Regions from separate parts of the Homo sapiens genome. Here regions 1 and 3 are each linked to region 2. The links are chromatin contacts, found by Hi-C in ENCODE. All regions are on one chromosome and are shown on one strand. The core of a region is the stretch at or near the end of the contact, and the rest is flanking DNA. Distances in the headings are between cores, read along the strand shown.

Evidence for each region. A loop is a pair of places that touch in the nucleus more often than their neighbours do. Pooled maps may share reads with other maps.
Region 1: a pooled map shows a loop between it and region 2 (17-fold over the local background). The contact joins the promoter of GNL3L here to the promoter of PPP1R3F in region 2. A Hi-C loop is called at or near these places in 4 of 50 pooled maps.
Region 3: a loop to region 2 is called in a pooled map, with 12 times the contacts of the local background. The contact joins the promoter of APEX2 here to the promoter of PPP1R3F in region 2. A Hi-C loop is called at or near these places in 4 of 50 pooled maps.

Annotation. Positions count from the first base shown.
Region 1 is chrX:54,528,831-54,531,889 of GRCh38, reverse strand. It overlaps GNL3L (G protein nucleolar 3 like), which reads right to left and starts at 1,671. Exons shown (of 16, transcript NM_001184819.2): 1 at 1,471-1,671. RefSeq lists enhancers at 1,266-1,525, 1,536-1,595, 2,046-2,095, 1,750-2,270.
Region 2 is chrX:49,268,338-49,271,174 of GRCh38, reverse strand. It overlaps PPP1R3F (protein phosphatase 1 regulatory subunit 3F), which reads right to left and starts at 1,382. Exons shown (of 4, transcript NM_033215.5): 1 at 302-1,382. The coding sequence starts at 1,305. RefSeq lists a silencer at 1,107-1,346 and enhancers at 2,047-2,096, 1,794-2,293.
Region 3 is chrX:54,999,078-55,001,777 of GRCh38, reverse strand. APEX2 (apurinic/apyrimidinic endodeoxyribonuclease 2) reads right to left here and starts at 1,415. Exons shown (of 6, transcript NM_014481.4): 1 at 1,199-1,415; 2 at 149-232. The coding sequence starts at 1,355. RefSeq lists a silencer at 1,395-1,534.

The DNA of each region.
Region 1 (3,059 bases), core at 422-2,921, 5.3 Mb before region 2:
TGATTTGGGTTGGGGGGATTGCCATCTGTCCCTCTACTCTGGGGTGCAGAGAAACTGGGGAAACCCACAAAGTGGCTGTGTGCATCTCTGCTGCATGGGGAAAGAATCACAGATCTGTTTATCTCTAGATTGTGGGGATGGGTCCTGCGTCTCTTCACCCTGGAGAGGGCTGTGGTACAGGATCGATATGCCTGATTCCACAACTATGCAGCTTTGAATAAGCGGGTCTGCACCTTACCTGCAGTGAGCTATTCTGGACCCTTCTATGGAAGGTGGACTGTGACAACTTTCATCTTTTATGCTGGTTGAAGTCAGCGGCACACTAACACTGAAAGAAATAGGGGCTCTGGTTCTCTGCATGGGTGGTGTGTGGAGGGGGCTGGCAATGCAGCTATAAATTAATAGATCAGCCCTAATACTTGGGGGTGGGGGCGTCTGTGATTCTACCCTGGGTGGAGAGAAACAGATCTGAGCTCCACTACCTTGGGTAAAGGGGAGAGACCATACGCACTGAACTGCCAGGTAATCAGCGATGTCACTCCCTCTCAACATTACAGGGAGGGAGACCTGCATATCTGCTCCTGTGGGGTATCTCCCTTGCTACATTTAGTGATTCTAAATCTTTGGGGGAGGTAGGGGGAGGTAGGGGGATGATCTGTGTCTACCTCAAAGGGAGAGGAACACATCTGAGCCCCTCTACCCCCACGGCCCCTCAAGGGGCAGACCTGACTGTCTCTTCATGGATTAAGGTCTGTTCCTGTTTGCTTCGAAGCATGTTGGGTGCTTCGAAAAATTACACATTCGGTAAAACGGGGGCTACGGAAGTAGGGATCAGGTCTGATTCTCCACAATGGGGACTCACTCTAACCTAAGAGGAGGGGGCAATTGGCTTAGTTGTCCATAAGCTGAGGCCTGTAACTGCAACCACTTTGGGGACGGGTGAGTTGGGGAGCGATACTGAGGGCTCTGAGTCTACGCGTATGGGGAGGAGGTGCCCTCCCTCTGTATATTAAATGTTTCTAAGCTCCTCTATGCTGGTATGGGGGCAGATACATCAAAGCCTCTGTCTGTCCTGAGGAGGTGCCTCGAGACGGCTGTCTAGAGCCAAGCCAAGGAAGTGCCTTAAGTCGGGAGAAGTCTGCGCTGCTCAGCTGGGTGGAGGGAGATGTCTCTACACGGTTGGGGTGGATGTCCCCCATGCCTTTGGTGGGTCGACTCCTGTCTATACAAGGTGAATGCAGAATGAAGCCTCACTATCTTGAGGACGATCAACGCTTCACCACACAAGTGAAGTTTGTGCCTCTCTACACAGTGTGTCCCGGGTCTACACCTTTCTAGGTGGGATGGGGCAATGCCCCTCTCCCGGCAAACTCCACTCCGCGAAAAGGCAATTCGGCGCGTCTCCACGTGTGCCGCGATCCCTGCCCCTCTTCCGGTCCCTTCTACCCTGGAAGGGATCCTGCTGTTTACCTCTCTATTCCAGGTTGGCGGGCATCTCTGGTTTCACATCCAATAGACGATCCTAACTGCCCGGCCGTCTAGGTGAGCGCACATTGTGAGAAAAGAGGAGAGAAGTTTCTTACTTACACTTCCGGCGGGGATCTGAGAAGCGAGGGCAACACGACAACTCGGTTGAGCGAGCAGAAACTCTCGCGCAGCTAGGCTCCGACTTCCGGATCCCAGGCCGGCGGCGCCCGACTCCGCCCACCGTGCGGTCTCCGCGGGGGGGGGGGGGGGGGGGCGGAGCTTCTGACTGACAGCTCACGCCCGCCCGTCCCTTCTTCGCGACCACGCTGGCCCCGCCTCCTGCCTGCCCCGTAGTTAAGGAAATAGCGGAGGAGGGAGAAGGAGGACGGGGAAATGACCGGGAAGAAGCGGCGGGTCGACTGGTGCGGCCATATACCTTACTTGCAAGCCAAAATTTTGTCTGCGGGCATCTGTCTGGGGTTAAATATGCGTGCTCCCAAATCTCAATAACCAGGCAGTCACCACGCCCGAATCAGACAAGGGTGGGGGATGGTGTCTTTGTCTGCCTGGAAGATGGCGACAGCAGGGTGTGAGAAAATGGCCGCCTGGGTCACGTGTCTGGCCGAGTATTTCCCCACCTGAAGTGAATTGGTTAGCTATTCCCAACCACCTTCCCGGGTCCTTGAGCCCCAGACCATCCCTGAGCACTCCTAGCTTTTTCTGCATACGTTCAGATCTATGGCCATACCCAACCCGAGCTGGAGCAGGAGCCAGAACGACTAGAAGCCTCTCCCACACTAGAAGCCTCTCCCACCCTTTTGCCTTCTTCCCCTCCTACTCCATCCTTCCCTCAATCCCGGAGCAGCGTCTGCAGAAGGGAATGAATTTATATCTCTGGAGTGGGGCAAGTAGGGGTTTCTGAAGCCATCTCAAGGAGCTGGCTGGGAAGTGAGGTCTCCCCCACAAAATAGTAAATATTAGTCTGCAAATGTTTTCTTCTTGATGGTTTAATTCCAGCCCCTCCTCTTCCTCAAGCCTAAACCCTGGGGTGGGGCACAGAGTAGGTGGAACTCTGTGCCTCCGAGGGTGGGTTTGTTTCTCCACTTCAAGCACAGACGGGCTGAAAATGACTCCATCTGTCCCTTTATCCCTTACATAAACAGGACTCACTACCTCTCTACATCGTTGGAGGGCTTCTAACCTCTCATCCTAGAGACACATGAAATTCCTCTGGACCTGAAACCAGCCCTGACCACTTTCACCTTTCCCCCTGCATTTGCAATTTTGCTCTGTTTCTCTAAGACCTAACTCTTGTCACTTCGATGAAACCTTCTCTGACTTTCGCAGATGAGTTAGAAACCCAGAGCACCTTACCTATACAGCTAAGCTAGCACTTATCACAATACTGTAGTTGTTTATGTGACTGTGTCTCCACAGGAGGGTGAACTCCCTGAGAGCAGGGGCCATGTATCTTCAAGCTTTCAACAACACCCAGCACAAGACTGGTATGAGGCAGGCTTCAACAACTGTTTGTTAAATGGGTGAGTTTACAGGCCTGCACCACAAAAAATGGGAAATGGGCTGTTTAGTAG
Region 2 (2,837 bases), core at 133-2,632:
TCTGCTTGCTTGCTTGTTTTTTCAAACTGTCTCCCATAGGAGCCTGTATGAATCCTTGAGGGTAGGGTAGATGTCTGTCTTGTTCAGGGCTTTACAGTGGAACTCAATAAATGGAGGAATAAAACCCCAGTTAAAACAGTGCCTAGCACGTGTTTGACCTCCATCACTCTTTGACTGACTGACTCAATGCACCCTCCTCCCTGTCCTGGAGAGCAGGCCTGAGGGGTTCCTGGGCCGGAATGCTTGTCCTCCATCCCAGACACAGCCCTGCGTTGGCGGAGGTGGCGCTGGCTGACATTACCTGCGCCTCACCGGCTTCATGCAGCTCTTCAGCTGCCTGGCCTCAGCCTCCACGGGACCCTGGCACTCGGGCTGTGGCTCCAGCTGCGGCAGCTGCTGCTGCTGGGGCAGCCCTTCGGCATCAGTGGGTGTGGGAGCGGGTGCGATCCGGAGCAGGACTGTGTAGTTGCGGCCGTGGTTGTTGGCCCAGAAAGTGCCCTCAGGGGTCTCATAGCGCACCACGAAGTCGAGGCGCGCCCCATCGCCCGCGCCCTCAGCAAAGGGCAGCTGGAAGGCAAAGCGGTCGGTGCGGCCGCCGTCGTCGGGCGAGGAGGCGGATGCCTGGCCGGGACCCAGGCCGAGCCCCGGATCCAGGATGGGATCTCCTGCTCCTGTTCCTCCCGCTCCTGCCCACGGCGGGCTGCGCGGGACGTAGCGCGCTGGGTGGTCGCAAAAGGAAGCCCAGCCGTCGTGTGAGGCCCGCACGTGCACCGCCTTCTCGAAGGAGCGGTTCAGCACGCGTACCAACCCGCGCAGCACCGGCGGGCGGCCCCCAGGCACCCACACCCCGGCACCCCCGGGGACCGCTCCGGGAGGCGGCAGCAGCGCCTCCAGCTCCACCATGACGCGCCCCAAGCGCTCCAGACGGCCCGGCGCGGGCGGCAGCGAAAATGTGGGGACCAGGTAAAACCCCCCGCCAGCGGGGACGGGGCACAGCGGTGAGGGCTCGGGGCAAGCCTCCTCTTCCTCCTCCCCTTCATCCCCATCCTCGCCATCGTCGTCCTCGTCGGCCCCGCCGCCGCCGCCGCCATCTTGCCCGGCCGCCGCCGCCATCTTGCCCGCCCCGGGCCCGCCCCACGGCCGGTAGCGGCGCAACTGCGCCAGCGGCAGCCCCAAGGCCTCGTCGGCGAACAGCACCCTCCGCGGGGCCACCGCCGCCTCGACCGAGGTGCGGGGCTCACCCGCGGCCGGCGAGGGGGGCGCGGAATGCCGCAGCGGGGGCTCCACAGGGGCCGTACGCGCCATATCGGCGGCGGCGGCGGCACCGACGGCACCGGCGGCGGGACCGGCGGGGGCAGGGCCTGAAGGGGCGGGCAGCCAATGGGAAGGCCAGCGCGGAGGGGTACGGCTCACGGGGGCATAGGCGGTGAGATGAAGACAAGTATTGCAGAGGGCCAATGGGCAGCCATGCACGGATGACGTACAGCGAATTGAGAGCCGGAGAAGCACGCAGCCAATGGGGATGCCCGGGAGTGGGCGGTGTAGGGGGCGGGATGATCGAGGAATCAATGGAGAGGCCGGAATGGGGGTGGTGCGAAATCCATGATGAAGAAAACAGAAGCAGACAGCTAATGCGGAAGTCTGAGCGAGAGAGGCATGTGGGCGGTGGGAAAAGTGGAATGGCTACAGGCGATGAGGGCAGCCGGGAACGAACGCAGAGGCCCAAAAAGTGGGAGATCCCGCGGGTTGCGTAGGCGGTGGAACGGTAGCTAGAGAGAGAGAACAGCCAATGGAGAGCCACGCGTGGGATGACGACAATGGCTGCAGCGAGCCAATGGGGAGGCTTGTGAGCGTGCACTGCGGCTTCGAAGGGGTGGTGCCAAGGTGGAGCTAGCCAATACGAAGGCTAAAAGGAGACCAAGAGGCGGGTGTGTAGGGAGCCGAGCCAATGGAGGTGGAGGCTGAAGGCGGGAGCGAGGACGAGAGCTGGCGGATAGCCAATGAGGGAGCCAGGGTGAAGGCGTAGAGACCTCAAAGGACAGTACTAGTATGGGATGAGCCAATGCCGAGGCTAGATAGTGCAGCGGGACGGAGGGAGGACTTGGAGGCAAGATGGGGAAAAAAGCAGAGCCGACGGGGGCAGTGTAGGTGGTGTGAAGGGAGGCATGAGTAGCCAATAAGGAGGCTGGAGAGGAGGACGCTGTGTAGACAGAGTCTGAGGTATTGGGTGGCCGGACAGCAGAACCATAGAACGCAGGCAGCCATTAGGAAAAATGTGCTTCTCAGGGATGGGGTTACCCTCTCCCTAACCCTCCGTGACTCCCCATTGCCCCAGGAATACCCAGAGCCCCTGAAGGCCTAGACCACACCTTGGTGTGTGAACTAGGAAAGTGAAAATGACTGTCCTGTTGCAGTTAGTTACTTACTGGGTCCTCCCTGCCCAACTACAACCTTTTCTTGAGCAGTGCCACAAGCCAAGAATGCCCCTGATTGTTAGCCGCAAGCACTCTCCAGGACTTGATACTATTGTTGAATGAATGGCCGAATAGGAAATTTAACTTTCTGAAGGATTCACTTTTTTAAATTTCAGCTCAGCAAACACTGACCTGACTGTGTGCTACCAGAAGTTGATTGGGCATATGGGTAGCTTCTGACTAATGGAATCACAATCAAAGCCCTGTCCTTCTTGCCCAACCTGACACTCCACACCCCACAGGGGCCTCACCTCCCTTCTTTCTGTCCCCCCATCTCTGCTTCTACTGTTCCCTCTCCCAAGAGTGCTGTTCCTTCTGCTGCTTCCATCTAGTAAACTCCTTTCGCTCTCCCTTTGGGGTCTC
Region 3 (2,700 bases), core at 166-2,665, 5.7 Mb before region 2:
TATATTTCATGTAATTTACTATTATGCAGCTTTAGCTCTGTAAACTAAATGTCTAAGATTTCTTATTACCCTCTCATCAAATATTGGAAACCCTTTTCCCCTATCTGCCTCCCTCACTAATTTAAAGTCCACAGAAAGCCCCATTTACCAGAATAGCCGCTACGGTTGCGGCTGAAGCTGAAATAGGAGTTATAACCCTCAACGATAGCCAGGGGCTCTGTCAGTGCATCCCCTGGAAAAAAAAAATGTAAGATTAAGTCAGAGGTAAAACTAGCATCCGAGAAACACAAAGGCCTGGAATTACAGTTGTAGGCTAATTCCTTGCACACATCAGAGCCAGAGTTGGGGGTGACGGGAATGAAATATCCATGATTAGAGGAGGACCTAGAAAGATGGGAAATGTCAGAGAGGAAATTGATATCAGAATTAGAAGGCTTGGTGGGGGGCGGTTAGAGACTATGAAGTGGAGGTGGAGAATTAGGTGGGAAGGGGAAAGAATCAGAGCTAAGCCTGGGGGTCTGAACGATAGGAGGAAGCTGGGGATGGGGATGGACATACGAGAGGATGGTGGGAATCTGAGCTAAGGGTGAGAGGTAAGAGAGAGGGAATTAGGGGATCTGAACTGGGGGTGGAGGGAAAAGGAATTAGGGGATTCTGAGGGGAGATAAGAGGGTGAAGAAATAAGAGGACATCTAAGCTTGGGGTGGGAAATGAGGTGGGAATTAGGGACTTTCCGCTGGGAGGAGAGATGGGAATAGATAAGGGGTACTGGGGTTCTGAGGTGGAAATGTGAAAAAGAGGAAATTAGACTGAGCTGGGGTCAAAGATGGGGTGGGAATTAGAGGATCTGAGCTTGGGGCAGGGATGAAGAATTCGGGGGTTTGACTTGGCGGCGGGGAGATGGACAGCGTATGGAAGGAGGAAATTCAGGGGACTGAGTTTGGGGCCGGAGAATGAGTGGGAATCTGACTAGATATGGGGTTTCGAGAAGGAGCTAAAGTTTGCTGAAGACAGGAGATGGAGTGCAATTAGGGGATCTAGCTAGGGTGGGAAATGGAAGTTTAAGAGGGAAGGGACCTGGGTCTAAGGACAGGACTCTAAGAATAGGAAACTGGGAAAGTAAAATTACATGGGACAGGGGACAAAAGTTAGCGGGAAAGAAAAAGTATGTAGGGATCCTGGAATCCAGAGCGCTCACTGGTCACTTTGGTTTCCTGGAGACAGACGATATCCGCATCCAGCTCGTCCAAAATGCGCCCCACGGCCACGGCGGCACAGTTGCTGGGTTCCTGATTTGCCACCCCTTGCAGGGGTCTCCGAATCCCATTGATGTTCCAGCTCACCACGCGCAACATCTTAAAGGGCTGGAACACCTCCCAGCCCGCGCCAACCTAGGCGCGAGCGAACTGCTTCCTGTTCAGAAGTTGGCCAGGCCCGCCTCCCGCGCGCGTTTGCGCAGGCGTTCTCGTGCGTACCACTAAAGCGCCTGACGCACGTCGGGCGGGGGCTTCAACTTCCTCAGCTCTCATTGGCGGGAGGAGGAACTGGGTGGACGCTGAAGGAAGCAAAGCGGAAGCCTAGGGGCAATGAATGGCGAGAGGAGTTTCCAGTTGGGCTCCCGCTCCTTCCGCTCGGACAGCTGAGTCTCAATGCGTTTTTCCTCTACTCAGAAGTCCAAGTGGTGCGTCCGGTTACTTACAAACGGCATTTTGCCACTTTTTAAGCGACGGAACCCTGAGCGGAACTGCTCAGCTGCCAAAGCCCCGCCCTCAGTGCGGCGGACCGCCCACCTAAGTTCACAGATGGCTGCAGCGCTTGCGCCCCAGGAATAGCTGGCGCTAAGTGCTCGCGTTGGACTGGGCAAAGGGAAGTTCATGGTTGGAGGAGGGAGCAGTAAGAGTCGCTCCACTGAGATAAGACTTAGGAGGAGGGCCTTTGGCTTTATTGGGGCAGAGGGGAGGAGGAGGAGGCTGTCTCAAGCCTGCCCTGTAGCTTTTGTCTTGGCTCTTAACATTCTGAAGGATGTAGCCGGACACATCCTTACTCTTGGTTCTGTTTCTCAGATAAGTGAAATCGAAGCCCAGGAAATGTAAGCTCGTGAGCAGCATTGTCTCCGGATGCATCCATGGCTCTTCTGTATATGTTATCTCATTTCATTCTCAAGACAACCCAGTTCGGGACATGGAGGCTAAGTTAGAGACGTCGAATGAATTCATTTCATTCTCACAGTTCACTCTCTCTTACACTGAAGTAGTAGAGCCAGGATTCACACCCTGTCTTAATTAGCTCAATAATTACTTTTCTGAGTGTTTTTACTGACCACACACCTCCCCAGTTAAGTCTTTTCCTCTGGGGCCCCACGGCACCCTATGGTCCATTCTGTCACAGTACTTATAATACACAGCTATCATTGACTTCTATTTCTGCTGCCATTAGAATGCCAGCAACTTGAGAGCAATGACCATGTCTGGTTCATCTTGTTAGCCCCATCCCCTAATACTGGACACAGCATATGTTGGGAAGCAATAGATATTTGTCAGGTGAATGAATGAACAAAGGATAATAGCAAGAGCATCGACAGGTTCATGGCTTGTTTTTGAGAGCACAAAAATTAGAAGTAATGGATATGCCCAATGTCCAGGGAAAAGCATAACGATGCATCTTTAGGTTCCTCACCCAGAATTGCAGCATAATTATTTG